2 separate regions of the Homo sapiens genome follow, and region 2 is linked to region 1. Evidence: chromatin loops called from intact Hi-C (ENCODE). Cell type or tissue: PC-9. All regions are shown on one strand. Each heading gives the region's core, and the rest is flanking DNA. Links, peaks and the distances in the headings are about the cores only.

Region 1 (15,946 bases), core at 82-8,081:
TCTTAACCTCCTCGATCAACGTATTCATTTTTTTTTTTTTTTAATCTACGTGCCTCTGTGACATTTCAGGCACCAGTGCAGGTACTGGGGATAAAGCTGTGAATAAAACAGTACAGCCTTTATGGAGCTTCTATTCTAGTGGGAAACAGTAAGCAGACAAGTGAGTGCACCGTCCGTCAGGTGATGGGTGCTGTGCAGGAGACAGAGGAGCATAGGGAGTGGGGCCAGGGGAGTGTGGAGGTAGAATGGGAGCTGCTGTTTCTGAATGGCAGTCAGGGAAGGCCTTTCAGGTGAACTGATACTTGAGTCAAGACCTGAAGGAGGTGATGGAGTGAGCCATATGGGTAGCTGAGAGATGACAATTCCAAGGAGAGGGAACAGCCACGTTCCAAGGCCCTAATAGATGATGAAGGTTTCCACTCTCCCTCTGTACATTTCCCCATACACTGGATTCTCAGGTCTCCCAGGAGCGGTGAGCAAGGGCTTCTGGGACTCTGGGGGGAGGGAGAGGACATTTTAAATTTCTTTTTCATCATCCTGCCGTGTCTGGCCTTCTCCCATCAAATCAAAGCCCACGTATTAATGCATGGCCCAAAATAGCAGTGAGCAAGCCTTTAATGGAATTCACACATGGAGAGATCGCCAAGAATGGTGAGGATGGAAAGGCATGGGGCATGGGCCAGGAGAGGAGGGGGAACACAGCAAAGTGAGCTTCAGCTCAGGCAGCAGACACACTGAGGTGTCCTACAATAGCGCGGCAGCCGGCAGCCTGTCTCTGCTTTGAAGCAACTCAGCAACTCACGGATGACATCCGTGAGAAGCACACATTCTTTTCTCTATTGAGTGCAGGTGAAAAACAGTGACCCTTTAGGGATAATCTGAGCATTGCTTTTGTGTCGGTTATTCCTGTGTTCAGATCCTGGCTCTGCCACTTACTACCTTGTAGCCTCTTTAAGCCTCAGTTTGTGCATCTGGGGTGTAATTATAGTCCCATGTCATAGAGCCAGAGCCACAGGGAGGATGAAATGAGATGGTACAGGTGAAGGACTTAGCAGAGTGCCTTGTTTGTATTCCAAGCTCAAGGTAGCTATGATTATTTCTTGCTCATTGTTTTTAAATTGCAAAAGCAAAGCATGCTCATTGTAAAACATGTAGCAATTCCAAATAAACAAAAGAATGAAAGTTTCCCTCCCACGAGGAAAATCCACTGCTGTTTGGTGAGCAAACCCTGGACCTTTTCTATGCATACAAGAACATGCACATGAATCCTCACAGACACAATCACATACAGACACAGTCACACAGAAGCTGCTATTTTTGTTGGGGAGGGAGGAGCAGAAATGAGATTATGTCAGACATATTGCTCCAGCATTTCCTTTTTTGAACTCAACTGGATGTCATGAAGACAGTCTTCTGCTCTAATAAAGTATATATTACATTGTTTAATATTTATACACACATGTAATCACATAATTTGCAAAGATTGGTGCATAGCTGCTGTTGGAGAAACTTGTGATTGAGGCAGTGTGGTACAGTGGACATAGCATTGACCTCAGAGACAGATGATATGAAATTGGTCAAAAAGCCAGCCAGCTCCCCTGAGCCTCTGCTTTCTCATCTGTAAAATGCAGATTTTGGCCCCGGATAGGCTCTGAAGGCTCTTTCTGCACTACCTCTTTTTTTTTTTTTTTTTTTTTTTTTTTTGAGACGGAGTCTCGCTCTGTCGCCCAGGCTGGAGTGCAGTGGCGGGATCTCGGCTCACTGCAAGCTCCGCCTTCCGGGTTCACGCCATTCTCCTGCCTCAGCCTCCCAAGTAGCTGGGACTACAGGCGCCCGCCACTACGCCCGGCTAATTTTTTGTATTTTTAGTAGAGACGGGGTTTCACCGTTTTAGCCGGGATGGTCTCGATCTCCTGACCTCGTGATCCGCCCGCCTCGGCCTCCCAAAGTGCTGGGATTACAGGCGTGAGCCACCGCGCCCGGCCTGCACTACCTCTTTAAAGGATGCTCTGTGAGTAGAAAAATGCAAAAGAAGTCTCTGCCTCAGGAAATTTGCTCTACCTGTGGAGACATCCTGGGAAATAGTGGGCAGTGGGATAAAGGAAAAAGGTGCCCCAAATCACGGGACCTTGAAGTTGGGGACGAACTTCTAGGTCAGAACCCGCAGGTTCAGGCAACAGAAAATACAAGAAGGGAAACTACAGAGCAGAAATTATAGACTGCTGTTTGCACAACCCACAGATTTGAGCATTAATCCATATTTTTTCTCTATGTTCTTTTCCCCATGTCCTGAGACTACCTCACCAACCCAGGAACCCATATTTGACAAAAACTTGTTTGCTGAAATCAAATGGAATCCTCCTTAGTTAGCTGCAGGCATCCAGGGAGATGAACAGGGTTATGTGAGCCCCAGCGCCATATCCTGTCCTTTCTTGGCTTTTTCCCAAAAGGAGGGCACACTGAATTGCTCAACCAGATTCCTGGATGCTCACTGGGCCGCATTACTAGTGAGCAGGATCACTCTATTACAAGATCACCTTCAAAAGCAAATGAATGGCTCAACTAGTAGGCACTTTGCCCAGAGGCTCTTTGGCCATATGCTTCTGTCTTCTAGTATCTTAAACACATTCTAGGACTCTCATTTCTTCAATACACTGTCCTTCCTCAAGTCCAAATGATGATGGCTTGAGAAAGGGAGAGACGTCCTTTGGTCTAACCCCATCCATTTGTGCTCCAGCCCAGTTAGCTAAAGAGAGATCTTATTTGCTCAAGTTTAGTTAATAAGAACGGGCGTTTGTTTTCTTTTGTGAGTATGTCTACCTCCAAACCACCTGGGGAACAGCAATTGTCAAGGCAGAATTTGGGCATTTAGAGGTTTACTGATTTTAATACCTATCATTACTTCCAACTTTAATCTTTCTTCCTATCCCTAACTTCTTATCAGTCCTTCAGTGATATCATAGGGAAGGAGAAGGCTTTCATTGTCCTGGAAATCAAGCTACAATCTGGAAAATTAACATTCAGTGCTAATGGAGTAATCTAGCTCCCTAACATTCTCGTTTTTCCTCAAGTCCATTATACAATTTGGATTGCATAATACTGGTGGAATTGAGGAAGGGCAGAATTAGCAGGCAGGAAAGGAATTTTTCAGCAACACACGGGGCAGATTAGTTGCCATCTCTTATTCCTGCACTTCTTTTTCAAGGATACCTGGTAGAAATAGTAGCAGACCCAAAGCAAAACTATGAATACCACTTAGGCAGTGGAGCTCTCCCCACCTCCACCCTCCCAGCTTCCTCCCAGGTCAAGAGTAGACTTTAACATCTTACCTAGGATAAAGGACAGCTCTCTTTGACCCTCTCTTGTCAGGAGCTTCATTTGTTGTTGGCAAAATTCAATTTCCTGGATCAAAGAGCAGCTTAGAAAGGCTTAGATGGTATCCCAATGCTCTTAGTAAACCATGCTTCACTGAGTTGCATTTAAATGAGTCATAGACATATGGATTACATTGCACTTAAAATACACATGGCTCAAGAAATTAAAGGATATCATTCTTTAACCAAGTATTTGGCAGATCTAAAGTATTCAAAATGTTTTTCCAAACTCTACTCGCAGCTGGGCTCCCCATTCCCCATGGCTAAGGTTGTATAACCCGGGGAGACAGGTGCTGAGGAAACAGTTGGATGAATGGGTGGGGACACCAGAATTTGATGAGAGCTGCCTGTGGTGTCTGAAATTTTCTTCACATGTTCTTTGGAAGTATGAAGAACTGGTTTAACCCTGCTGTGTTGACGCTGAAGGCAGTGAATGCATGAGTGGATTTAAATTCCAAGTGCTTTGCTAGGCACGTCATTCCAGAGAGACCTGGTAGTCCTGTTTGAGATGTAGTTTCTAATTGTAGCTTTGTAGACTGAGAATGATTTCATTTGCATTTCCCATGTTGTCCCAAATGCCTGGAGTTGCAGAACAAATGGATTGCCAGCCAGTCTGATGTGATTTTTTATAAGCCAAACTCTCAACCCCACCCCAGCATAAGCAGGGTCTCCATTTGCAATGTACTGAATGTTTATGTCTCCCTTCAAATTCTTATGTTGAAGTCCTAGTCCCCAAGGTGATGGTATTAGGAGGTGGGGCCTTTTGGATATGATTCGTTTATGAGGGCTCTGCTCTCATGAATAGGATTAGTGCCCTGATAGAAGAGACCCGAGAGAATTAGCTCACCTTTTCCACCAGGTGAAGACACAGCTAGCAGCTACCATCTATGAACCGGAGAGAGGGCCCTCACTAGACACGAAATCTGCTGATCCCTTGATCTTGGACTTCTCAGACTCTAGAACCGTGAGAAGTAAATTTGTTGCTTATTTGCTACCCAGGTTATGCTGTTTTGTTATAGCAGCCAGAATGGACTAAGATGCCATTATTTCTAAAATATTGGACACATGATATCACTTTCTTAGGGTCCATTGCTTAAGCTCAGACTCAGTAATAAGCCTGGTGATCTGAAGGGATGCAGCTTCATGATACGCTTGTCTAAGGTATCAGAGAGCATCCAAAATTGAAATAGCCTAGATGTGTTGATTCTGAAAGCCTTGTGCACACAAGCCTTAAACATCCTAATCCATAGAGTAGAACAGATTTGGACTTTGGTCCCAGAGACCCTGATTCAATTCCAGATACTGACACTTCCGGTTGGGTGGTCTTTGGTAAGTCACTTGCCTTCTAAGTTTTACTTCTTCATCTGTATTCATAGTAATACTACTTGGCCAGGTGCAGTGGCGCATGCCTGTAATCCTAGCACTTTGGGAGGCTGAGCCGGGTGGATCACGCGAGCCCAGGAGTTCGAGACCAGCCTGGGCAATGTGGCAAAACCCTGTCTCTACCAAAACCAACCAACCAAACAAACAAAAAACCCCCACAAAAATTAGCCAGGCATGGTGGCACATGCCTGTAGTCCCAGCTACTCAGGAAGCTTTAGTGGGAGGATCTTTTGAGCCCAGGAGGTGAAGGTTGCAATGAGCTGAGATCATACCACCGCACTCTAGCCTGGTTGACAGAGCCAGATGCTGTCTCAAATAATAGTAATAATACTCACTGCTTTGTGAGCATTTGCTGAGAATGGATACTTCGGAAAAGGCACTTCACACAATGTCTTATTGAATCCTCATGGCAACCCTTTGAATGAGATATTGTTGTCTGCATTTTATAATGAAACTCAAGCATGAGGAGTTTAAATAATTTACCCAGTATTGGGCATAGCCAGGAGTCAAACTCTGGCCTGCCTGCCTCTTACTACATTATAGCACTTGCATAGAAAATAGAGACATTGATACCTTCATTGCAGGGTGTGGAAGGCTGAAAAATGCACCCTCTCCCCTCCAATGATAACCACATTCGAATCCCTGGAACATGTGGCAGAATCTTTGCAGATGTGATTAAGTTAAAGATCTTGAGGCCGGGCATGGTGGCTCACGCCTGTAATCCCAGCACTTTGGGAGGCCAAGGCAGGTGAATCACCTGAGGTCAGGAGTTCGAGACCAGCCTGACTAACATGGTGAAACCTGGTCTCTACTAAAAATACAAAAATTAGCTGGGCATGGTGGTGCGCCCCTGTAGTCCCAGCTACTCGGGAGGTTGAGGCAGAAGAATTGCTTGAACCCGGGAGGCAGAGGTTGCAGTGAGCCGAGATTGTGCCACTGCACTCCAGCCTGGGCAATAGAGTGAGACCCCATCTCAAAAAAAAAAAAAAAAAAAAAAAAAAAGAAAAAGAAAAAAAAACAGGTTATAAAAACCTTGCTGATAAAACAGGTTGCAGTAAAGAAGAGTCACTTGAGCCTGGGAGGCAGAGGTTGCAGTGAGCTGAGGTCACACCACTGCACTCCAGCCTCAGCGACAGAGCGAGACTCCGTCTCAAACAACAGCAACAACAACAACAACAAAATCAAAGATCTTGAGATGAGAAGATTATCTTGGATTACCTGGATGGGCCCTAAATACAATGGCAAATATATTTATAAGAGGGAGGCAGAAGGAGATTTGACTATAGACAGAACAGGAGACAGTGATGTGATCACAGAGGCAGAGATTAGAGTGGTGCAGCCATGAGCCAAGGAGAAGCTGGAAGAGGCAAGGAACAGATTCTCCCAGAGGGCACGCAGCCCTGCTGACCCCTTGATTTTGGCCCAATAATACCGATTTCATTCTTCTGACCTCTCAAGCTGTGTGAAAACAACTTTCTGTTGTTTGAAGCCACCAATTTTGTGACAATTTATTACACACTAGCCCCAGGAAACACACACACAGGGTTTGTGAGGTTAGGAGATAATGTATGACAATGCACTTAGTACAACGTCTGGCACATAGCAAGCAGGTTTTCAATACATGCTAATTTGTACTAATGCAACGTCCAGAACAAATGTTTTCAGGTGTTTTGGGGATGCAAGCTGTGACATGTGGCCCTTGCAGCTTTCTTCAAGCATGAAAATGACAAGAGAAAAAAACATATTGAGCAATAATCTGTGTGGTTATTGCTTATCTACATTACCCAAGTTCCGGGTCATGTTCTCTGATGCTCTGTCTGCCCTTAGGGAACTTCTGGCTGAGGATAACTAGGAATGATTGTCACATATTAACAAATGGTGATAGCTAAAAAGTAGGAGATGCCTGTATAACAGGCATCGTACTGTGGTATTTATATGGGTCATCTACTTCACTTGTCACAACCAACCAATGAAGAGTAGATTCCTATATTAGCCCTATTTGGCAGATGGGGACCCTGAGGTGTGGAGCAGTGTGACTTGCTAAAAGTCATGTGGGTGGGAAGAGCAGGGCCAGGATGTGAAACTAGATCTGTTTGACTCCCAAGTCCAGGCTTTTAACTGGGGCAGTATATTGCCTCTCAGATGCATAGTCCTGGCTCATTATGCTTTGGGCTCTTTTTTGGTTAGCACTGGCATTTCTTCTTCATTGTTCTACTCTCCCCCTTCCCTTTCCTCCTACCTTTCCCAGGCCCTGGTTAGAATTTGCATGTCAGTGTAATGTGATAGTGTAATCCAGGCAGGTGTGCATCCCAAGCTTGGCTCCTTGCACTACCTGGAGGTGTAAGCTTTGGCAAGTCGCTCAACCTTTGAGAGTCTCAGTTTTCTCATCTACGTGATGGGGATAATAACCTCATAGGATGTGTGTGGAATTCAATAACGTAATGCTCTTAAAGGATTTACAGGGTGCCTGGTGCACTATGAGAGCACAATAAATAGACACTGTTATTTGTGTTTTGCAGGGTCAGAAAAGCATTTAAGAATGAAGTCAGAGGGAATTCCCCTGAGTTGGTTTCCAAATGTAATTAAGAAGAGTTGACCTTAAAACCCATTGCCCCTGGGAGGAAATTACTTCTGCTCTCCAGCGATGCCCAGTTTGACCTAATTGTATCTCGAAAACACTGCTTTGCAGTGTTCTCCAGTGGGCCAAACTGTACCTCTTTTCTGTGCCTGCAGAATCAGATGAGGCCCTGAACTGTCCAATATGAGGTTGGGATTTGTTCACTGGTTCCGGCTCTCCTTCCAGGGATCCGCAGCCAGGGCTGCCTGTGCAGCCAGGAAGGATGTCCACGGTTTTCTTTTGTCTCAAGCTTATTTCTCCTGGCTGCTCTTCAGCAGGAGCACGGGGTAAAATGAATGGGAGGAAGCTGTCAACTGCCCTGTTGGCCTTAGATGGACCCTTATCCGAACTAAGGGAAGCTGTGGACTTGGAAGAAGTCAGGATGCTTGGGTTTGGGGACCCCTTTATCATCAGGCTGCTTACCTTCAGATAACAACAATAGCTGGCATTGAGGGAGTGAGCATTTACCATGAACTTAATATTTTATGTAGATTTTAAAAATCCCTATGTATATTTATATACAAATGAGGTCATAGTGTATTCTTGGTTTTGTAACCTATTTTTTTTCACTTGGAAATATAGCATGGGCATTTAAAAACATTTAAAAGATTTTACATGGAACTTTTTGGAATGTTTGACATTTTTCATAATAAAACTTCAGAGAAAAATTAAACAAGTTATAGAGTTTTTAAATGCATGGTATCGTACTTTATATACTATTTTATAATTGGCTTTTTTATTTTTTGTCTTCAGTGTCTTTCCACATGAGCACATTTATAGACCTGTTTCATTCTTTTTAATGGTGACATAGGATTCCACTGAATGGATGAATCAAAATTTATTAATTTCCTTATTAACTGACAGTTAGGTTTCTGATTTCTTGTTATTACAAATAATCCTAGCAATAGGATTGTACATAATCTTTAAGCACATTTGCAAGTATTTCTGTAGCACTGATACCTAGATGTAGAGTTACAGGATCCTATGGAGTACACAATTAAAACGCTTTTAAATTTTGACAAGTTGTACCTCTCACTCCACAAATACCTCCCCAAAGGCTGAATGTACCATTTTGCATTTATACAACAACAGATACCTCCCCAAAGGTTGAATGTACCATTTCACATTATGAGCATATTATAAATATGTCTCCATGTACCTTTATCATATTTAAAAAAATTAATTAGAAGTTCTATTTTTACTTACTTTTTAGCCCATGAAACAAATCTCAGTAATTTTATCTTTTCCTTTTTTAATTTTTAATTTTTGTGAGTACATACATAGTAAGTGTATATATTTACGGGGTACAAGAGATATTTTGATACAAACATGCAATGTGAAATAAGCACATCATGAAGAAAAGGGTATCCATTCCATCAGGCATTTATCCGTTGCATTGCAAACAGTCCAATTATACTCTTTATTTTAAAATGTATAGTTAAATTATTATAGACTGTAGTCACCTTGTTGTGCTATCAAATAATAGGTCTTATTCATTTTTTCTATTCTTTTTTGTACCCATTAACTATCTGCATCTCCCCACTACACCCTTCCCAGCCTCTGGTAACCATCCTTCTACTCTTTCTGCCCAGGAGTTCAATTATTTTGATTTTTAGATCCTACAAATAAGTGAGAACATGGGATGTTGATCTTTCTGTCTGTACCTGGTTTATTTCACTTAACATAATGATCTCCAGTTCCATCCATGTTGTTGCAAATGACTGGAGCTCATTCTTTTTTATGGCAGAATAGTACTCCATTGTGTATATGTACCACATTTTCTTTATCCATTCATCCCAGATAGAGACTTAGGTTGCTTCCAAATCTTGGCTATTGTAAACTCTGCTGCAACAAACACAGGAGCACAGGTATGTCTTCAGTATACTGATTTCCTTTTTTTTTTTTTTTTTTTTTTTTGAGTAGAGTCCCGCTCTGTCACCCAGGCTGGAATGCAATGGCACAATCTCGGCTCACTGCAACCTCCACCTCCCAGGTTCAAGCAATTCTCCTGTCTCAGCCTCCCGAGTAGCTGGGACTACAGGCACACACCACCATGCCCGGCTAACTTTTTGTATTTTTAGTAGAGACGGGGTTTCACCTTGTTGCCCTGGCTGGTCTCAAACTCCTGTTGCCCAGGCTGGGCTTGAACTCCTAAGCTCAGGCAATCCACCCACCTCAGCCTCCCAAAGTGCTAGGATTACAGGCATGAGCCACCGTGCCTGGCCCACTGATTTCCTTTCTTTTGGGTCTATACTCAGCAGTGGGATTGCTGGATCATATGGTAGCATGACATAGTGGTTGTACTAATTTATGTTCCCACCAGCAACGTACACAAGGGTTCCCTTTTCCCCACATCCTCACCAGCATTTATTATTGCCTATCTTTCAACTGGGTGAGATGATATCTCATTGCGGTTTTTTTTGTTTTGCTTTGTTTTGTTTTTTGAGACAGAGTCTTGATCTGTCCCCCAGGCTGGAGTGCAGTGGTGCGATCTTGGCTCACTGCAACCTCCGCCTTCTGGGTTCAAGCGATTCTTGAGCCTCAGTCTCTTGAGTATCTGGGACTACAGGTGCACGCCACCACACCTGGTTAATTTTTTTGCATTTTGTATTTTTAGTAGAGATGAAGTTTTGCCATGTTGACCAGGCTAGTCTCAAACTCCTGGTCTCAAGTGATCCATCCCAAAGTGCTGGGATTACAGGCATGAGTCAAGGCACCCAGCTTGTTGTGGTATTGATTTGCATTTCTCTGAAGATCAGTGATGTTGAGCACCTTTTCATATGCTTGTTTGCCATTTTTATGCCTTCTTTTGAGAAATGTCTATTCAAAGCTTTTGCCCAACTTTTGATTGGATTATTAGTTTTTTTTTTTCTTATAGAGTTGTTTGAGCTCCTTATATAGTCTTGTTATTAAGCCCTTGTCAGATGGGTAGTTTACAAATATTTTCTCCCATTGTTTGGGTTGTCTCTTCACTTTGTTGATTGTATCCTTTGCTGTTCAGAAGCTTTTTAACTTGTTGTGATCCCATTTGTCCATTTTTTCTTTGGTTGCCTGTGCTTGTGGGGTATTGCTCAAGAAATTTTGCCCAGACCAATGTCCTGGAGATTTTCCCCAATGTTTTCTTGTTGCAGTTAAATGGTTTGAGGTCTTAGTTTTTTTGGTCTTTTTTTTTTTTTTTTTTTGGGGTTGGGGGGACAGAATCATGCTCTGTTGCTTAGGCTGGAGTGCAATGGCGCAATCTCAGCTCATTGCAGCCACTGCCTTCTTGGTTCAATTGATTCTCCTGTTTCAGCCTCCCGAGTAGCTGAGATTACAGGCGTGCACCACCACGCCAGCTAATTATTTTCTTTTTAGTAGAGACAGGATTTCACCATGTTGGCCAGGCTGGTCTGCAACTCCTGACCTCAGGTGATTCGCCTGCCTCGGCTTCCCAAAGTGCTGGGATTACAGGCATGAACCACTGTGCCTGGCCTGAGGTCTTAGATTTAAGTCTTTAATCCGTTTTGATTTGATTTTTGTATACAATGAGAGATAGGGGCCTAGTTTTATTCTTCTGCATATGGTTTTCCCACCATTTATTGAAGAGACTATCATATCATTTTCGTGGCTGTGTGATATTATAGTCTATGTGTATGCATGATTAACTCTTACAGCTTCTTATAGTGAAAAATTATCAAACGTGCAGAGTAGAGAGAATGATGGTATGAATCACTGTATACCCAACTGAGTCAAAGCGAATTTACATGTAACGTGGATATATAAAGGCAAGTTGCCCTTGGCTCCTCTGCAAGTTTATATCTCACTGCCCTTGTTGAGAGATCCTGTTTTCCCAAACACACCATTGAGTTGATTATTGAGCTTGGGCAGACTCTTTAAACCCAAGCTCTCTTGTCTTTTTTTTTTTTTTTCCAAACAGCTTTACTGAGATACAACTCACATACCATATAGTTCACTCATTTAAAGTATACAATTTCATCTGTTTTAGTATATTTACAAAGTCATGCAGCCATCGCCATAATCTGATTTTAGAACATTTTCACCACTCCAAAAGGAAAAAACATCAGCAGTGTTATGAGTTGAATGGTGTCCCCCCAAACTCATATGTTGAAGTCCTTATCCCCAGTACCTCAAAGTGACCTTATTTGGAAATTGAGTTGTGGATGTATTTAGTTAAGATGAGATCATACTGGAGTATGGCAGGTCTCTAATCCAGCATGAGTGGTGTCCTTTTAGAAGGGGGAGGTTTGGAAACAGACACACACTCTGGGAGAATGCCATGTGAAGATTAGAGTTATGCCACCACAGGCGAAGGAACTCAGAAGCCAGGAGAGAGCCTGGGATAAGCCCTTTCCTTGCACCTGCAGAGAGAGGATGATAGCTTGATCTTGGACTTTTAGCCTCAAGAACTGTGTGACATAAACTTCCGATTTTTAAGCCACTTGGTTTGTGATACTTTGTTACGGTAGTCCTAGAAAAGGAGCACAGTCATTCTTCATTCTCCCCCACCCCACGTCAGTCCTATGAAGCTGGCAATCTGATGTCTCCAGATTTACTTATTCTGGATGTTTCATGTAAATGGGATTATACAATATGTGGTCTTTTTGACTGGCTACTTTCACTTCGGGTAAAGTTTTTGAGGTTTATTCGTGTTGTAGTATGTATCAGTATTCTTATTGCTATATGGTATTACATTATATAGATATACCACATTTTGTTAACCCATTCATTAGTTGATAGATCTGCCTTTTAAGCTCGAGCTAATTTTTCTCCATTCTACAAGTTTGATTTCAGGGGATACTGATTGAGCACCTCTATGTAGAATCCTGTGCTAGGTGCTGTAGAGACTAGGCATGAAAACAGGATATTCTTACCTTCTGGCAGTTTAGACTCTGTGGGAGAGAAAACAGCATGCAAACAGCATAATCCAAAACAGATTACAAATTTACATGGTAGAATTGAAAGTAAAGAACTGCGAAGGCAAGAGGAACGGGAATTTGTGACTGGGGAAGAGGGGAGCCTTCCCTAATGAGGGTTACTTGAAATATTGTCTTGCAGAATGATGGGAGGCTTTTGATGAGGGAGGGAGATGAGATGAATGGAGAATGAGAAAGGAATTCAGACTGAGAAAACAATGTGTAAATGTTTGGTCTGGATCAAAGGGAACCTAAAACTGTAGTGCTACTAATCTTTTAGGAATTTAGTATCCCTAACTAGCCAAATATTTGAATTCAGAAGAGTGATATGTTGAGGTTGGGGAACGGGTTGCTTTTTCTTCCACTGGTGGGCTACCAGAGGATTTGAGTGGCATAGAGCTCAATATTTTAATTCTCCCATTTTTGACTTTGAGTTGCATTCTCTTGCCTCAGGCAGACCCATGTGGTCAGGGAAGTAGGTGAGCTACTTCTAGGAAACATACTTGAAGTGCACTTAAAAGCTAGGCTGTATTTCTACACCTTGGAAGAGAAGTAGCTTTCCTCCCACCCCTCCCCACTGAAGAACAATTTGGGCTGAGCCAAGAGGATGGAGGTGTACTTGGTGGATGGAGCCCATGGATTGGAAGGGGCTGAGCACAAGGCATTGATGGCTTCTTCACAACTTCTGTAGATGGGGAAGCCTCCTGAGATGCAAGGCTGGTGGGCGGGATGCAGACGGATTTATGGATATACATTTGGATTTGGGAGAGGCTCTTTCGGCCTTCTCTTTTCTCCCAGCTCCGAGGATGTGATTAAACTCTTCATCTAGGCTCTCTGGAAATTGGAGGGTGTTTCCTACTCTTTACCCTTTGTGGTTGGGCAATGGAGCATGACTATCCTGGAGAAAAATGAGAGGAGGCTGACAATGTGGCCCCTGGACAGATTCTGTCCTGAAAATGAAACTACATTTACATTTCACCCAGGAGATGTTTTTGATTTTGAGCAATTAAGATTTGCTTTTTCTTTATTTAGAACTCAGTGACATACACAGACCTTTGGCTGACCCCTTGAATAAACTAAGTGAATAGTCTTCTGGGTACTATGGGGCAAGTTGCTAGGTCTTGCACAAACTCAACTGGGGCAGGTATTGAGTCAGAGAATCCCTGGCTTTTCTGGCAAGTCTCTTCCCAGTGTACTGGGCTTGAGTTCTGGACTACTCATTGAGAATTCCTAATTTATGTTATTCCTTTCTTCTCTTCCTTCATTAAACAAATATTGTGAGTGCCAACTATGTGGCAGGCACTGGGATAGGTCCTGGTTATTCCCGGGAGAATCAATGGTGATCAGAATAGTCTCTGCCATCATGGGGCTTAGAACGTAGTAGAGGGGACAGATAATTAAACAGTTACAGAACAATGTGGGACCTGCTAGGAGGGAGGAAGTAGAGGGTACTGTAGGAACATGGGGAAGGGGAACTTCCTCTGGATTGGGGGCACGGGAAGTCTGATAGGAGGAAGTAAAGAAAAGGGGGAGTGTGATGGTGGTGGAGAGTGTGGCAGAGTTGGCTCATACAATAGGGAGTATGTGCCAGGCAGCACAGATCACAGGATCAAAGGCCCAAAGGCAAGAATGACATTGAAAATGAAAAGTTCTCTATAGTTAGAACAGAGAGCAGGAGGAAGGAAATGATGAGAGAAGAAATTGGTGAGGCAGGCAGAGGTGAGTCCTTAAAGGGCCTTGTAGGCACCTTAAAGAGTTTGGGCTTTTATCTCTAGGGCAATGGGAAGCGGATGAAGAATATTTTAAAAGTCACATAGTGACAGCATCCAAAACGCATTTGAGAAGGACTAATTTAGGGAAGAGGTAGCTGATATAAAGAGAAGAGGATAGATTCCAGAGATATTTATAGGGTGGAATCATGGAAACTGGGAAATGGGTTGCATGTGGGCTGAGGGAGAGGGTGGTTTCAAGGGACAGTCCAAAGTTTCTAGCTTGAATAAGTAGCAGGATAGTTGTCTTAATTCATTTTGCATTGGCAAAACAGAATCCTAGAGACTGGGTCACTTATAAAGAAAAGAAATCTGTTTCTCACAGTTCTGCTGGCTGGCAAGTCCAACATCAAGGTATCAGCGTCTCATGAGGGCCTTCTTGCTATGCTACCCCATGGTGAAAGGGAGAAGGGCAAGATAGCACATGAAAAAAAGAGCAAGAGAGCAAACTTGCAGCCTCAAGCCCTTTTATAACAGCATTAATCCACTCATTATGGTGGAGCCCTCATGGCCTAATCACTCCTCATGAGGCCTACCTTCCAACACTGTTGCATTGGGGATTAAGTTTCCAACACAGGCTTTTGCGGGGATACATTCAAACCACAGCAATGGTGGTGTCTGTCCCTGGAGTTTTCCTTAGCTTGTGGTGGGACCTTGGACAAGCCACCTCTTTCCTTGGATCTTTAGGTTTCTCATTAGATAGGTAATTAGACTCAATGGACTAATTAGACTAGGTAATAATTCCTAGTCACCACCTTGGCAGGATCATCATGGGGATGCAATAATAAAACCTGTGTGAAAAGCAGTGTCCTGTACTCTTTCCATAACGCTGACAGGCCCAGCAGAAGCAAAATCTGTGCCTCCCCTGGTTTTCTCTGTTTTCTCCTCCTTATCTAAAATTCTAAGCACTTGGTCTCTTAGGAACTGGTGAGACCTCTGCCCATTCCAGCAGCTGAGGCTTCATTGGGGACCTCTCTAGGGATTCTGAAACCGGCTTTTGTTGAAAACAATGATATCATTGAGTAGGTGGAGCTGGGCCGGACTTTCCTCAGCCGGTTGAAGGAGAAATGGGGTCTTTATGACTTCTGTACTTGTGGCTCTTTTCCAGCCTCTTCCATGGCTCCCATGTGTCTCACTTCCCCCCTTTCCTCCTTGCAGAAAACTGGCAGTCTCCACGTTTTCTCCTCTTGCATCAGTCTCCCCGGGGAGAGGGCCAGAAGGGCCAAGGAGCTATAATGGCTGCATTATATCAAGCATGGTTTCTTTTTCCAAGGCCCCCCTTCTGGAGAAGGGAAGGGCAAGTCATGGAAAGGGACTCCTTTGGAGGGAGACTGGAGTGCTGGGGAAAAGAGTGATCTAAGTGTTGGAAGGAATGTCAGGCTCTTTGTATTCTAGAAGCTCTTTATCTCTTGACTCACTGATGCTAGATTTGGGGCTTGGGTAAGAATGCAAAGGTCAAACTGGCCTCTCAGGGATATGGTGATAGGAATATGGGTTTGGAGAAGGAGGGCAGCCATGTTGAGTGAGTATCCTTAATTCCTGATCCCTAGACTGGCCTTGCTCTCTGCTCTCAACACGCACACATGCATGCACACACGTGTGCGTGCACATATACATCCCTTCTCCATAACTGTGTAGACAGCTTTTTAGGAGAAACTAGAAATTGGTTACCACACTGGTTTGCAGCTGTTCCAGGAAGGAAGATGAGCTGTGAAACAGTGCCTTCTGGGGACCAGACAGTGACACCTGCCCTCTGCATGGTGTCAGCATTTGCCAAGCACTTGGGAGCTGCAGGTGCCAAGCCAGGAGAGGGGCAGGAAACCTAGGCCTGCCTCACTGGCTGCTGAAGCCCCATCCCCTAGCATAGTGCCTGCACATCACGGACCTCCA
Region 2 (15,946 bases), core at 6,259-14,258, 170 kb after region 1:
GTTGTTTTTGAATGTCCTCATCTTTAATGTCTGGCTCCCAAAAAGGGAAAAAGAGAAAAATGAAGTGGGCGTATACAGGGAAGAAAAAGGACACTGGCCTTTTACATCCCTTGGAAGTTGCTTCAGTTGGGGTGGAGAGTGGCTTGTGACAATGGCTGCCTGCTTGATGCTTACACCTCCATGATCAGAAGCAGCAATCAGCCATCAGCCATCAGAACATAGATCCCTGATATTTGGAGGACAGGGTCCTTATTGCCCACCCTGGCTTGTGCAGGAACACATGTACAGCTTCCTGCCATGGGGCAGGGGTGGGGTATGGGAGGTAGGTTGGCAAATGGGTAGCGGCTGGTGAACCAAGAGCTGAAGTTGAGCAAAATGAACTGTTGTTTACTGTCCAAGCCTTCCCCTGGAAGTTGCAAGCCTTGAATAAAATCCAGAGTTCCAAAATAGTTACATCACATTCTGCCAGTGTGATTGTCTTATAGGTGTGGAGATGGATTCCTTGGCCTTTCTACTCCACCATATTCCTGTACTTCTCTTTTTTTCCCTAATCTTGTAAATAGTGAGTGTGCAAGGGGTGTTCCACAAAGAATAGCATCCCAGCCTTCAAACTGTCCAAGGATCCCAGAGACACACTTTCTCCAGATTCATCCCCAGTGTTCTGGGCTAAATTGTGCCATGTCCCCAACCCATGCCCAAGTTCTAGCCCTCAGTAGCTCAGAATGTGGCTGTATTTGCAAATAGTGTCTCTAAAGAAGTCATTAAGTTAAAATGAGGTCACTAGCGTGGGCTGTAATCCAACATGACTGGTCTCCTTATAAAAAAATAAGTGGCCAGGCACAGTGGCTTATGCATGTAATCCCAGCACTTTGGGAGGCCAAGGTGGGTGGATCACGAGGTCAGGAGTTCAAGACTAGCCCAGCCAAGATGGTGAAACCCTGTCTCTACTAAAAACACAAAAATTAGCTGGGTGTGGTGGTGGGCACCTGTAATCCCAGCTACTTGGGAGGCTGAGGCAGAGAATTGCTTCTCTGCCTGGTGGAGGCAGAAGGTGGAGGTTGTAGTGAGCCAAGATCCCACCGCTGCACTCCAGCCTGGGCGACAGAGTGAGACTCTGTCTCAAAAAACACACACACAACACAAAAAAAGGTTAAGACACATGAGTTGAAGACCATGTGAAAACACAGGGAGAAAGATAAGTCACCCACAAACCAAGAAGAGAGACCCTGGGGAAAGAAACCAACTCTGCTGACACCTTGATCATCGATGTCCAGCTCCTAGAACTGTGAGAGAAAGAATTTCTGTTGCTTAAACCACTTGGTTTGTAGTATTTGTTATGACAGCCCTGGCACACTTGTACCCCCAGTTATGGTATTCTATCCCACTGTCAAAATGCTTCCTCTTCCCATTTGAAATCTTTCAATAATTTGTCAGGCCCTTGCTTCTCTAATTGTGCCCTCATATCATAATTTCCTGCATGTCAGTGGTCCTCCTCCTGTGGGAATTAAAAAAAAATCTTACCATGAATTTGCATACCCTTAGGCAAATGTTTTTCAAAGTGTGTTCCAAGAGAGGATGATTAACCTTGCAGAGAAAGGGGTTTCCAAGGTAATGGCCATTGATATGGTTTGGCTGTGTCCCCACCCAAATCTCAACTTGAATTGTATCTCCTAGAATTCCCCCATGTTGTGGGAGGGACCCAGTGGGAAGTAATTGAATTATGGGGGCCAGTCTTTCCCCTGCTGTTCTCTTGATAGTGAATAAGTCTCAGAAGATCTGATGCATTTATCAGGGGTTTCTGCTTTTGCTTCTTCCTCATTTTTCCCTTGCTGCCACCATGTAAGAAGTGCCTTTTGCCTCCTGCCATGATTCTGAGGGCTCCCCAGCCAAGTGGAACTGTAAGTCCAATTAAACCTCTTTTTCTTTTCAGTCTCGGATATGTCTTTATCAGCAAGCAGTGTGAAAACTGACTAATACAGTAAATTAGTAGTGGGAGTGGGGCATTGCTGAAAAGATACCCAAAAATGTGGAAATGACTTTGGAACTGGGTAACAGGCAGACGTTGGAACAGTTTGGAGGACTCAGAAGACAGGATAATGTGGGAAAGTTTGGAACCTCCTAGATACTTGAATAGCTTGGACAAAAATGTTGATAGTGATATGAGCAATAAGGTCCAGGCTGAGGTGGTCTGAGAAGGAGATGACAAACTTCTTGGGAGCAAAGGTGACTCTTGTTATGTTTCAGCAAAGAGACTGGTGGCATTTTGCCCCTGCCCTAGAGATTTGTGGAACTTTCAACTTGAGAGAGACGATTTAGGGTATCTGGTGGAAGAAATTTCTAAGCAGCAAAGCATTCAAAAGGTACCTTGGGTGGGGTTAAAAGCATTCCATTTTAAAAGGGTAAAAGCATAAAAGTTCAGAAAATTTGCAGCCTCACAAAGCAGTAGAAAAGAAAAACCCATTTTTTGAGGAGAAATTGAAGCCAGCTGCAGCAATTTGCATAAGTAGCAAGGAGCCTAATGTTAATCCCCAAGACCATGAGGAAAATGTCTCCAGGCCATGTCAGAGACCTTCACGGCAGCCCCTCCCATCACAGGCTCAGAGGCCCAGAAGGAAAAAGTGGTTTCATGGGCTGGAACACAGGGTCCCTGTGCTGTGTGCAGCCTAGGGACTTGATGCCCTGTGTCCCAGCCACTCCAGCCATGGCTGAAAGGGGCCAATGTAGAGCTCGGCTGTGGCTTCAGAGGGTGGAAGCCCTAAGCCTTGGCAGCTTCCACATAGTGTTGAGCCTGAGGGAGCACAGAAGTCAAGAACTGAGGTTTGGTGACTTCCACCTAGATTTCAGAAGACATATGGGAAACTCTTGGATGCCTAGGCAAAAGTTTGCTGCAGGAGTGGGACCCTCAAGGAGCTTCTGCTAGGGCAATGCGGAAGGGAAATGGGTTGGAGCTGCCACACCGAGTCCCTACTGGGGCACTGCCTAGTGGAGTTGTGAGAAGAGAGCTACCATCCTCCAGACCCCAGAATGGTAGATCCACCAACAGCTTGTACTGTGCACATGGAAAAGCTGTAGACACTCAATATCAGCCCATGAAAGCAGCCAGGAGGGAGGCTGTACCCTGCAAAGCTACAGGGGTGGAGTTGCCCAAGACCAGGGATCCCACCTCTTGCATCAGTGTGACCTGGATGTGAGACCTGGAGTCAAAGGAGCTCAATTTGGATTTTTAAAATTTGACCACTCTGCTGGATTTTGACTTGCATGGGGCCTGTAACCCCTGTGTTTTGGCCAATTTCTCCCATTTGGAATGGCTGTATCTACCCAATACCTGTACCCCCATTGTATTTAGGAAGTAACTAGCTTGCTTTTCATTTTACAGACTCGTAGGCAGAAGGGACTTGTCTTGTTTCAGATGTGACTTTGGACAATGGACTTTTGGGTTAATGCTGAAATTAGTTAAGACTTTGGGGGACTGTTGGGAAGGCATGATTTGTTTTGAAAGGTGAGGACATGAGATTTGGAGGGGCCAGGGGCAGAAGGATATGGCTTGTCTGTGTCCCCACCCGAATCTCAACTTGTATCTCCCAGAATTCCCACGTGTTGTGGGAGGGACCCAGGGGGAGGTAATTGAATCATGGGGACCCGTCTTTCCCATGTTGTTCTCATGATAGTGAATAAGTCTCATGAGATCTGATGGGTTTATTAGGGGTTTCCGCTTTAGCCTTTTCCTCGTTTTTCTCTTGCTACTGCCATGTAAGAAGTGCCTTTCCCCTCCTGCCATGATTCTGAGGCCTCCCTGGCCATGTCCAACTGTAAGTCCAATTAAACCTCTTTCTTCCCAGTCTTGGGTATGTCTTTATCCCCGTGTGAAAACAGACTAATAAAACCATCTAGGAGATAGGGTGTTGATCTAGACTGATAAGGTTCTGCAGCACTCCTCAGAGTCTTATGGATCTTCGAAGGGAAAGATCATGAAGTGTTCCCCAAATTTATCTTCTTTGGAACCCTTTTTTCACTGAGCATCTAATAGCTAATAGCCCTCCCACTACACTAGCTCAAATATGACTCCTTGTGATGGCAATTTTATGAGGTGATGACATACGTTGAGAAAGACTTTGAGTGTGTGAAGTAGACCCCTCAAAGTGCACCAGTGGGAAATTACCTAGAATCAGGATATCAGAGCTAGAAGAGATCAACTTGTCCAACTTGACAGAAGAGGAAACAGCCCTAGGACTCATCTTAGTGGATGACCTTTAGGAAAGCTTGTGCTATGTGAAATGTGAGGCTCAATTTGTTAAAGATGTAATCCCCCACGTGGGAAAGCAAGCAAAGCCATTAGTTTATTGTGCATTAACCTATATTTTTCTTTGATTCTGTTTTAGGTTGTTTGCTTAGTAATTAGTTTTAATATGGCCTTCTACAGGTCAATGAGGATTAGAATAGAACCAGGAATCAAGACCAAGTTGCTGGTTTTACTAGTTTGGAAGCAGTTTTAATGAAGATGGAAATGTTTATCAACTCAACACAGGTACCCCCAAAATACAAATCAAAATATCATCTTCAGCTGCATAGCAAATATGATTTAAGAATTTAACATCATTATTTGATCACAAGCGTAAATATGTCACCATAAATAAATGTAAATTCATTGTACAAAAATTCCCAACAACTCTTAATACAAATATGGTACATTTGACAGTTTCTGAAACAGATTATTTTTAAAACTTTTTAAAACCTAAGCTTTATTTTTTTCCTGGTTATTAGACACACACAAAAAAAATAAAAAGAGGCTGGGGCAGTAATGCCAAGGAGGAAAGAATATTAAACTCATTGGGTGTTCGGAAATCAGTGCCACTGGCAAGCCAGGGAAATGAAATCTTTCTGCTGAAAGGGAAGACCTCAGTCTACTGGGATCAAGTCTCCTGAAGGTAATGTGACTCGGCCCAGAGGGTCAAATTTAGGGATATGAATGTGGGGTGAGAGAGGTGGGTTATTGAAATAGAAATCTCATCAAATAGATTATTCAAATCTCCATGAAGTCGTGGTCAAGGATTTGGATGGAACTCTAGCCATCTATCAGCTACAGAGAGCCAGCTACCATCCTCAGACAGGACTAAAGATGTAGAAGGATCTGGAACTTTGACATTTTATATGTTTTGAAAGCATGTTCTGCCATCTGGGATAATGTGTCTCTTTTGCCTCTGGAACACATCTATGGTCATCAAGAAGGAAAAGTCAGAAACCAGAATAGAAGGTGGTACCTCCAGACAGGAGGATCTGCCAGTTACTACTTGGAACCTCCTCCCTTCTCTCTTCCCTGTATGATGTATTTTCTTTCATGGCTTAGTGGTAGCTCAAAGCTCAAGGTGACCAGAATGATTCCCTTACAGCAGTGGTTCCCAAACATTGATGTGCAACAGAACAACTTGGGTAGTTTGTAGAAAGGGCAGATTTCCTGGCCCTATTCCCAGAGATTCAGAATTAGTAGGTTTGAGGTGGGGCCCAGGAATCTGCACTCAAATGTGCTACTCTCAGGATCTGACCTAAGGGGCCTTTCATATGTGGCCCCCTTTCCTCACCGGAGGACATAAGTGCATCACACAAACCTCTTGCTGTGGGCACTTCCTTTGGGGTTAAAAATGGGACCATTTGATTAAGGCAACCATTGCTAACCATCTTACTTCCCTGGGCTGGAGAAATATCAAATGTCACATTTTATGTTCTTAAAATCTCAGGGCCACAGATTTCCTTTGACAATGACATGCTCTGTAACATGAAATTTATATCCTAAAGCCTTTTGTCCTTCCTTCTTACCACACTCGGTGGGAGATTCTGCAGAAGACTTTTGGTTCAGTCTAGAAAATGGAAGTAAATGTTACCCCTGGGAGAGAAGCCACACCCGAAAGTCTAACTTAAGGAATGTAAAGAGAACAGCAAGTTGAGAGTAAAAGCTAAAATGTTCCAAGAATCTTTCAGCTTCTAGGACAATGAAGGTTCTGATTCCCTAAAAGAGGACTCTTCTTTGGGGGCAGGGGGTGTATCTTGGTATTAAAAGCTCATTGACAATTACTATTCCTCCTCCTCACCTCTGTGTTTCCAAGACGTTTTGGGCTTCTGTGGAAATAACCCCTTAATATTTTCTTTCTTGTGGAAATGTTCCTTGATAAGCAATTCTGTGCCAAGACGTTGTCCCTAATTTGGTCACTGGCTAATGCTATAGGCAGTGCTATGACTGATTTGTTCAAAGCTGCTTCCCCTATGTGGCCCAATGCTAAGCCTTTCCTGAAGGAATAAGGGAACCATCTCACCATCAAGCAGCTGAGATGGCCTGAAAGCATCCTGTTTGGACTATGACATTTCTGGCTGTGTTCATACATACTGCTTCCCCACAGCAGGCCTGATCAGTCTCCTACCCCACCTGCATAGAGTGTGATACAGCTGTGAATGCTTTTTGGACCTCTCTCTAGGGCTTCCCTGAGAGAGGGGAGTTAGAATGGGGCTTTGGGAAGCCTATGTGGTAGAATCCCTGGTACCCAGAGTGGGAGAAGATGACACCCGGGGCACTGCAGGGAGGGAACCAGGAGAGATGAAGTAGTAAGCTGAGGCATGCCCTTCTGGCCAGGCTGGCGTCTCTGGGCATGGCCACATCTGTTCACAGTCTGAGACTTGAGTCCTGGGGTCACACAAGGGCACTGGGTAGGAGATGTCTATCTTGGGAGGAGGTCTTGGGAAGCAACCACAGATAGGTGGGATGATGGGATGGAGAAAGGGTGAAACTAGGAGTTCTTAATATAGTTGAGGGGGGAGAAAAGAAAAAGCACACACTGCCCTGTTTACTTTTTTTTTTTTTTTTTCATTTATGCTATGGAGAAACCAGCATGGAGATGTCATGGGAGAGCATGCACAGGCCCCGCCCTAGGGAGTGGTGATGTGTTTGGGGAGGTGCTTGTTTCCAGGTCCATCCCACACGTTGTCCAGTTGGATCCTATGGCAGGCTGGCTGTGGCTTTCTCTCTCCTGCTTCTCTTCCTCCTCCAGATAAGGGTCTGCAGGATCTTCTGCTTAGCAAGTGGTGGCCAAGGACTGGTGGATGGGTGGCTGGAAGCAGCGCACATGCTCCACAGTGGAACTGTCTGTCTCCACGGACTTCATGTATTTGTTCAGGATGGCAAAAACCTCATTGTTCAAGATCTGATACTTCCTGATCCGGTCGGCCATCTTCTTCAGGGGCTACAGAAGGAAGGGGATGTTCAAGTTAGGGCAGGACAAAGTGGGGGTGGAAAGAGGGAGTAACAGGAGAAGTCACTGAGGTCCAGGGTCCCCTGCATCAGTGATCATGTCACTTTCTTAAAGTCCTTTTATGGAATCCCCTGGATCTGGCAATCAAGTGTTAACTGGACCGTAAAAACCCTCTCCAAGTTTTAAAACGATCTACAGAGCTACAATAATCAACAACACTGTGGCACTGGTAAAAAGGTAGATGTACAGATGAATAAAACAGAATAGAGAGCCCAGAAATACACTATTACACATATGATCAAATGATTTTCAACAAGGGTGCCAAGACTGTTCAATGGGGGAAACAGCCTTTTCAACAAAAGGTGCTGGGAAATATGGATACCCACACAAAAAATAACAATGGACGCTTACCTTATACCATATACAAAAAATTAACTCAGAATGGATTAGAGACGTAACCATGAGATTAAACTGAAATTCTTAAAAGAGAATATAGGGGAAAAATTTTCATGATGTTGGATTTGGCAATAATATCTTGGGGTATGACATCAAAAGCAAAGGCAAAAAGTTGCACTACATCAAAATTGAAAACTTTCATGCATCAAAGGGACACCATGAGAATGAAAAGGCAACCGAAAAATAGAAAATAATCACAAATTATATCTGATAAGTAATATCTAGAATATGTAAAGAACTTCAACTCAACAAAAATGACTCAATTAAAAAAATGGACAAAGGACTTGAATAGACATTTTTCTAAAGAAGATATACAAATGGCCAATAACACATGAATATAGCACTCAGCAGTGACAGTCATTAGGGAAATTCAAATCAAAATCACAACAAGATAACTTTTTCACCCCTCAGGATGACTATTATTAAAGAATAAGTGCTGATGAGGATGTGGAGAAATTGGAACTCTTGTGTACTGCTGGTGGGAATGTAAAATTGTGCAGCCACTATGGAAAACAGAATGGCAGTTTCTAAAAAGTTAAACATAGAATTACCATACGATCCAGCAATTCCACGTCCAGGTATATACTCAAAAGAATGGAAAGCAGAAATTTGTAGAGTTATTTGTACACCCATGTTTCATGGTAGCCAAAATTAACCATTTTCAAAAATACCCAAAAGGTGACAGCAACCTGAGTGGACAAACACAACGTGGTCTATATACACAATGCAATATTATACAGCCATAAAAAGGATGGAAGTTTGGACACTACAACATGGATGAACCTTGAAGACATCCTAACTAAAATAAGCCAGTCACGAAAAGACAAATACTGTGTGATTCTATTTATATGAGGTACCTAGAGTAGTCAAATGCATAGAGAAAGTAGAATGATGGTTACCAGGGGCTGGGGAGAAAATGGAATTATTTTTTAATGGGCCCGGAGTTTCAGTTGGGGAAGATGAAAAATCTCTGGAGGTGGATGTTGGGAATGATTGTACAATACTTGTGTACTTCATGCCACTGAATCATATACTGAAAATTACCATTGAAACTATTTTATGTGTATTTTTTAAAAAAGCCCTTTGTGAGGTGGCTCTTACCTCTCTCTCCTCTCACTGGGTCCCTGAGACCCACCCTTCGATCCGCCTTCCTGCCTCAGTGCCTCTGCTGTCACTGTTGCTGTCTGGAGCATCCTACCCGCCCCATACCACCTTTGCTGCTTGGTTCTTTGCTGCGGGCCATTCTGGAGTCAGCCCAGACACAGCCTCCCTCTCCTGGGAAGCTTTCTCTGCCCTCAGCCTGGTTTAAGGGTCCTTCTCTCCCTTCCCATAGCAGCCTGGCTCACCCCACGCCAGTACCTATCCCATCCAGGTGCCCCGTACAACTCTGGTATTTGGTGAATATTTGTACAGGTGAGAAACTGGCATCAGCAGAGTCTGATTGGGACAGGGAAGATGTGCTCCCGGTCTGGAGCCCAGCCCTGCCCTTCGGGGTGAACTGATTCATGGCAGTAGGTGATGAGTGGGTGACTCACGACCTCACGACTTCCTCTAAGCAGGTCCCCAGCCTATAGTATCTTTGTACTTGCCGTGTGGGGAGCTGGCCTTCACAAGCAGCTCCTCCTTGTTTGCTTTTCTGGTAAAAGCCTGGTTGTCAGCCCAGCCCCACCTCCCAGGCCTTAGCCACCAGCCTGCTCACCACATTCTTAATGATTTCATCCTTCCCGTCCTGCCTCTGCACTTTTAGCAGGTGGTAACAGAAGTCGAACAGGTCAAAGCGACGCTGCTGGCCCAGCAGGACAATGATGGAGCAACCAGCCCAGTTCAAGCCATCGCCGAAACACTGCCTGGGAGCAGGGGGAGGAAGCAGCTGGAGTGAGAGGTCGGGGGAGGAGGGCAGGGAGGGAGGGAGCCTCATCTTGGGCCAGGAGTACAGCTACTAAGCAGGCCTGTCTTTGGGCCAAGTCTCTTAACCTATAAAATGGGTACAAAGGAAGCTGTGAGGGTGGGTTCATTAGTTGCAGGGATGGTAGTTATGTCATAAGTCCTTCCGGCCACAAATTACATTTGCATCACTAATGTAAAAAAAAAAAAAATCAGCTCTAAAGACGCTCTGAATTTGCAAGGAAAAACCCACCCAGCTGTTGAGATGTATGTGGCTGATTACTCCGTGCAGGTCAAAGGAGAATCTGTCTTGACTCTCTAAAGGAGCTAAAAGAACACCTAGCAGGTGAGGGGCCATTTCAAACCAGGAGGCCAACTGGCCAGAAGCAGGCTGAAAGGGAAGGGACAGGCCATGGTGGGCAGATGCTGCTGGGGTTGAGGCTGAGTCCTTTTGGTTCTGACAAAGCTCCAACTCTCAAGAGGCCTGGCCCCCAACTCTCAAGAGACCTAGGCAATTTGGATGGCAGTAGAGTCATCCTTTGGCTGTCTCTTTTGTCCTCAAGCAGCAGCCCCAACCCGGGCAGGTGTCCCCAGTTCCCCATCACTGTACTGGAAGCCTACAGGCTAGCGCTGCTCTGAAACAGCTTCATCAACACCACTTTCTCCAGGAAGCCTCCTCTCCCCACCACGCCTTTTTCCTAGAGCTCTTGGCTGCTGGAGGGGAGGCCTTGTCTGCCTTTCCACTCTGTCCTAGACATGTAGCTGGGTGAGGGCAGGAAGAACTAGCTCTGCTGTCTGCTCTAAGGACTCCTAAAGGCTCCTCATTTTCCAGTAGTACAGTGTAGTGGGGGTGAGGCAGGCAGTGAGGGTCTTACTATCAAACCCTTACTGGGCTCTTTCTTGCCAATGCAGTCAGCTCAACACACTCAACAAAGTAGTTGTTGGCCAACCACCCCCACCCCCTGCCCACGTTTCTGGCTGAACTCTGGCAGCCCCATGACTTGCAGGAGCACAGGCAGGTTGGGGGTAACCCTGCCTTCTCTGGGGGGTACTCACTCAGCTGTGAACTCGTTGGTTCCCACAGGGATGCAGTACACGAACTGCATGGCGCTCCACAGCCGGTGGAACTCCACACACTCATCGACGTGCATGACGCCATTGGTGGGCGGTGGGCCCCGCCAGATGGGGTCCTGCAGGTAGCTCCGAATGCGGGTCAGGATGACCTCGAACATGGACAGGCCACAGCACAGCCGCTCCTTGGTCAGGAGGTCACCCTCGCGAGCAATGGCGATTTGCTGGAAACAGAAGGGCACATACACCTTCTATCCACATCTTAGAGCCCATCTGCCACCTCCCACCACAGATTCCCGAACTCTGGAGCTGGCTGCACCTGAAATTGGTTCACCAGAACTGGTCTTGTTCAGAGCAGGGCACAAAATTGATGATCCTGAATGCAACAGCAGGGAAGTTTCATGGTAAGTCTTACTGGTGTTAAGTAAAATCCAGGCACCATCAGTAGCGGATTAATTTTTAAAATTATGATTTACCCACATAATGAATTCTGGATAGCCATTGAAAAGACTGACATGATACTACTAGTAGTACTACTGCTTCTACTATAATTACTACTAGCTTATGCTTTCTGAGTGTGGGTAATAAAGCAGGCCCTGTTCTAAGCACTTGATAGGTATTGAGTCCATTCCATCCCATGAGGTAGATGCCATTACTCTCCCCATTTTACAGACGAAGAAACTAAGGTTCAGAGAGGCAGCCAGTGAGTGTTAAAGCTCACACTTGACCCAGTAGTCTAGATCTATTGGTTAAGTTGTAAAGTAAATAGAACAAATTGCAGAAATGAATGTATACTACAATTCTACTTAAAAACATTGACAATGTACAATCACACAGATGAAAGTATGTGTGATGTGTGTGTGTAAAGCATATTTTAGAAGGACTAACATCAGTTGTGGGAACAGATGGGCTTGGAGTAGTGAGTGGGATTGTCACTCTTGACTTTAAATACTTCTGTACAGTTGAATGTGCTACAATGAGCATATGTTACTTTTAAAACTTGCCCATGATTTCAGATAATTATTTCCTCTAGAAGTGCTTCTTTGACAGTTACAAATGACCTCTATTAATAATGTAAACTGGCTTTTCATCTGGGTTCTGGCTACTGCATATCTAATAAGCAGCTGGCTAGACAGACTAGATGTCAAAACACATTACTACACATGTTATGAGTCAAAACATGTAGGGGTAGAGGTCCTGAAAGCTATCTGCAAAGTAAGGTAAATGTTAAAATCTGAGGTTAAAGTAAGGTCTCCAAATCTGTGAACAAAGCTAAAAAAGGCAGGCTTCTCACACTGAGAGATCCACAGAAGGGGACTTATGGGATCAGCTCCCCAGTGGGAGGTTTCACCAAGGAGCCATTTTACAGGGTGGCTGGGAGGCACCTGCCTGACCTACCCCGGAAGCTCACTCCCTGGAGGCCCCCAGGAAGAGAGGGTGACTTTTAAGTGAATCCATGAAGGGAAGGAAATCAGGAGACACCAATGCAGGAGTCTCTTATAAATGTGGACCATGAGTGTAGTTGTCATGACAACTACCAACTGAAAGAAATCTAGGAAAAAGATGAATTGGAGAAGTAGCTTGCCAATGTGTGTTTTAAACACGAAGGAGAGGGAACCCTGATTCCCGGTGACTCATCCTGATTTCATTGGCAGGAACAGCTTGGGAGCAGAGAGGGAACTGCTCAGATTGCCATAGTTAGCTAAAAATATCTCTTGTGTTAAAAAAAAAAAAAAAATCCTGAGCCTGTGTTTGAGTCTGTTTGTATTCTCTTTATTTGTTCTTACTCTGTTCTATTTGGCCCCAGAAAGGGCTCCCCATTTCAGAAAGAGAATGTCTGGTACAGGGGAGACGCTCAGTAAATAAAAGACCCCAATTTGTTCTCAAGCCATGAATATTTTGCAAATTAATGCAAAGTTCTGGTTTACTAATTAATCTACTGTGCATTTGGTTAATTTGAATCAGTCCTCAGGGTCAGACAGTCCTGGAAGGGGGAATAGAAAAACTGGCAACTGAGGTTATCAATCTGCAGACAGACTTTGAACTCTGGTGCCCCCCACCCACTACAGCCAATGAAAAGGGCCTTGAATGACACAGGAGCTTTCTCCCTTTCCTTTGAAAAGTGTTTGTCCTTTCCTGGTGGCCTAGTGGTTAGGAAAAAAGAAAAAAAAAGTTCTAAGAAAATAAAAATATTTCATAAACCTCATTACCCAGAGATGAGCATTCTTAAAATATGTATGATTTGTTTAGGTATGTGAATGTATACATGTATATTTAACAATTTGAGTCATATTACTATGTTGCTTTTTTCTTAATATATCAGTAACTTCAACTTATTTCTTTCAATATTGTGAAGGAATGACTACATTTAATGGTCATTGATATAATTCATTTAGTCGTATATACTTGGTTATCTTAAATTGTTTACAAACTCACAATTATGAACAATTCTAAAGACACCATCCTTTTTTTTTTTTTTTTTTTTAAATCTTCGAGACAGAGTCTCACTCTGCTGTCCAGGCCAGAGTGCAGTGGCGCAATCTCGGCTTACTGCAACCTCCACCTCCCGGGTTCGAGCCATTCTCCTGCCTCAGCCTCCTGAGTATCTGGGATCACAGGCGTGGGCCACCACGCCCGACTAATTTTTGCATTTTTAGTAGAGATGGGGTTTCACCACGTTGGCCAGGCTGGTCTTGAACTCCTGACCTCACATGATCCACCCACCTTGGCCTCCCAAAGTGCTGGGATTCCAGGTGTGAGCCACCATGCCCAGCCCACCATCCTTATACATAACATCGTGTGAGCTACCGCTGAGCATTTTGTTAGGATGAATACTTAGTAACTGAAGGGTCAATGAGTATAAATATTGTAAAAGGCATCTGCTATACAGTGGCAAACTATTCTCAAGGAAAGTTGATCCGTGTGCATCTACCTGTGTGAAGCCTGTTCCTTGTACCCTCATGAATACTCCTGTATCCCAGACTGGGCAACATAGTGACACCTCATCTCTATAAAAATAAAAAAAAAATTATCCAGGTATGGTGTTGTGCGCCTGTCATCCCAGCTTCTCGGGAGGCTGAGGCAGGAAGATTGCTTGAGCCTGGGAGGCTGAGGCTGCAGTGAGCTGTGATCACACCACTGCACTCCAGCTTGGGTGACAGGCAAAGACCCTGTCTCAATAATAATAATAAAATTATTCCATTCAGAAATAGTCTTCATCAACTTGAGATGAAAAATTTTAAAAATTTTACCTCATTCTTTGAATGTGCATTTCACTGATTACTGGTAAGGCCAGATACTTTTCCGTGTGTGTTAACATTGTATTTTTTTATGTTGTGAGTTTTCTTTCACATCTTGTCTTTTGGTATGTCTATCATTTTCTCTTTGCTTTGAAAATGTGCTTTATAGCTCGCTTCCTGCAAATACCCTCAATTTGCAGTTTGGTGTTATGTAGGGAGGGGAGTGTTTAACATAGCTTTTATCCATTTCTTTTCTATTCCCCTCGGTGGGGAGTATTTCTCTTTCTGCCCTTCTTATGTGAGTTTAACAAGGGGATAGAGAAAACATTTGTGAAGCTGTGCCGGAATCATCAATATTCCTTCTCTATAACTTTGAGAAGGAATATGTAACAATATTCCTTCTCAAAAACCTCAATGTTTTTTGAATTCTTATGCTTCTATTATTTGCTCGTGATAACAAGAAAGGCAGGTAAAGCAGCTATGATCCCATTACATAGATGGTAAAATAAAGATTGAGAAAAATGGCTTGCACTAGATAATTCAGGGGTGGAGAAGGGACAAGGATCCCTGTCTTTTAACCTCCCCCAGCCCCAAGTTTTTCTTCTTGGTGATAGTGTGGGGCAACAAACCAGGTCACTTCAATTTGTCTCAAACAAATGCAAAGAATGCAATACTGCTCAAGCTTCCCGGCTTTAAATATGTTGCAGACTTCCTCTGTCACCTCCTAGATATCTTACGAGTACCCTGTGCCCAAACCTTCTCAGAAGTTAATATTTTGTTAACTTTTCTTTGGTTCATGGAATGACTAAGTTTTGGACTATTTCTTGAGGAATGGGAGACTTATAAAACTAGCATTTCCTGTCTCACAGAATGTCTAGGCTTTTATTTGTTAAACACTAGGCATTTGACAGACTGAGATTTCTATCAGTCCCAAGGAAATGGTGTTCACCAGAACAGGGAAGGAATTCACAGTCCTCTAAGTGGAAACACATGCCAGACTTCGGAGTGAGAGGCGGGATGCCTGCAGGATGACAGCAGCAGTGGAGCAGACACATTCACATGTCACTCACTGGGTTTTCTCCCTAAAAGGAAATCACTGGAGAGGATCTCCTCTGTTTAGCCTCTGCAGGCCAAAAAAGAAAATGTGTGTGCTCTACAGTATCTGAGTTCTCTCTCTGGTGAGTCAAAGAACCCAACCACCATTAGCTGCTTTTTTTTTTTTTTTTTTTTTTTTGAGATGGAGTCTTGCTCTGTTGCCCAGGCTGGAGTGCAGTGGCATGATCTCAGCTCACTGCAGCCTCCACCTCTTGGGTTCAAGCAATTCTCCTGCCTCAGCCTCCCAAGTAGCTGGGATTACAAGTGCCCGCCACCACGCCTGGCTAATTTTTGTGTTTTTGGTAGAGTTGGGGTTTCACCATGTTGGCCAGGCTGGTCTCGACCTCCTGACCTGAGGTGATCCGCCTGCCTCGGCCTTCCAAAGTGCTGGGATTACAGGTGTGAGCCACCGCGCCCGGCCCCATGATTAGCTTTTAATCACCATTTTCAGAAGGAGGTTGGTGGCATGCGGGGGCCGGGCTGGGGTGGCTTCCTCAGCATGACGTCTGTGCAGATGAGGCTTTGCATCGTGCTCCAAAAATACTTACCATGTTTTGCCAGAAGAGAGGCCACCTTCTGTCCTCCGCTGAGGATTTGAGTCCTTTTGCCCTTGGTGAGAACACCAAAGAGGACCGCCGGAATGCGAGTTCAAAAGCAGATTTCAATCCTAAATCTCTTAAACAGTCAGCATTGGCTTGTCTCACTAGAATACCCTGTTTCTCTTCTAGAATTCTTCCCCTGCCTGCCCCCAAAATGTGAAGCTTGCTGAAATCAACTTGAAAGGAGATAGCACATGCCTTTTGTTTCTCCGCTCTCCCCCTATTTCTCTTCCTTCCTGCTCCCTGCATAATCTGAATTCTCTGAAGGCAGGGGTCCTGTCTTACTCATCTTGATGTTCATCGTGACTCGTACTGGTTTTTAACAATTACAGAATAACATATAAGCTCATTCACCCTTGTTAGAACA

The links. Peaks named below come from ENCODE experiments on the same cell type or tissue, not always from the same donor. Only the 100,000 strongest peaks of a DNase experiment are listed, where the experiment ranks them.
Region 2: a loop joins it to region 1, with 4 times the contacts of the local background. A loop is called at or near these places in 7 of 110 quality-filtered maps.

Annotation. Positions count from the first base shown.
Region 1 is chr5:157,546,023-157,561,968 of GRCh38, reverse strand. All of the region lies in intron 3 of ADAM19 (ADAM metallopeptidase domain 19), which reads left to right. Among named protein-coding and RNA genes, the nearest start is that of ADAM19, 22 kb to the left of the region's middle. RefSeq lists an enhancer at 4,980-5,039. In PC-9, for the core only: no CTCF peak of the experiment used is centred there; DNase peaks (open chromatin) are centred at 2,468, 3,478, 3,808, 6,528 and 1 weaker place; H3K4me3 peaks cover 1,044 bases; H3K27ac peaks cover 3,315 bases.
Region 2 is chr5:157,384,113-157,400,058 of GRCh38, reverse strand. It overlaps CYFIP2 (cytoplasmic FMR1 interacting protein 2), which reads right to left. Exons shown (of 31, transcript NM_001037333.3): 29 at 10,632-10,870; 30 at 9,391-9,538; 31 at 4,465-7,226. The coding sequence ends at 7,059. The region is part of intron 1 of NIPAL4-DT (NIPAL4 divergent transcript); the gene reads left to right. Among named protein-coding and RNA genes, the nearest start is that of FNDC9, 46 kb to the right of the region's middle. RefSeq lists an enhancer at 8,813-10,012. In PC-9, for the core only: no CTCF peak of the experiment used is centred there; a DNase peak (open chromatin) is centred at 9,258; H3K27ac peaks cover 3,962 bases.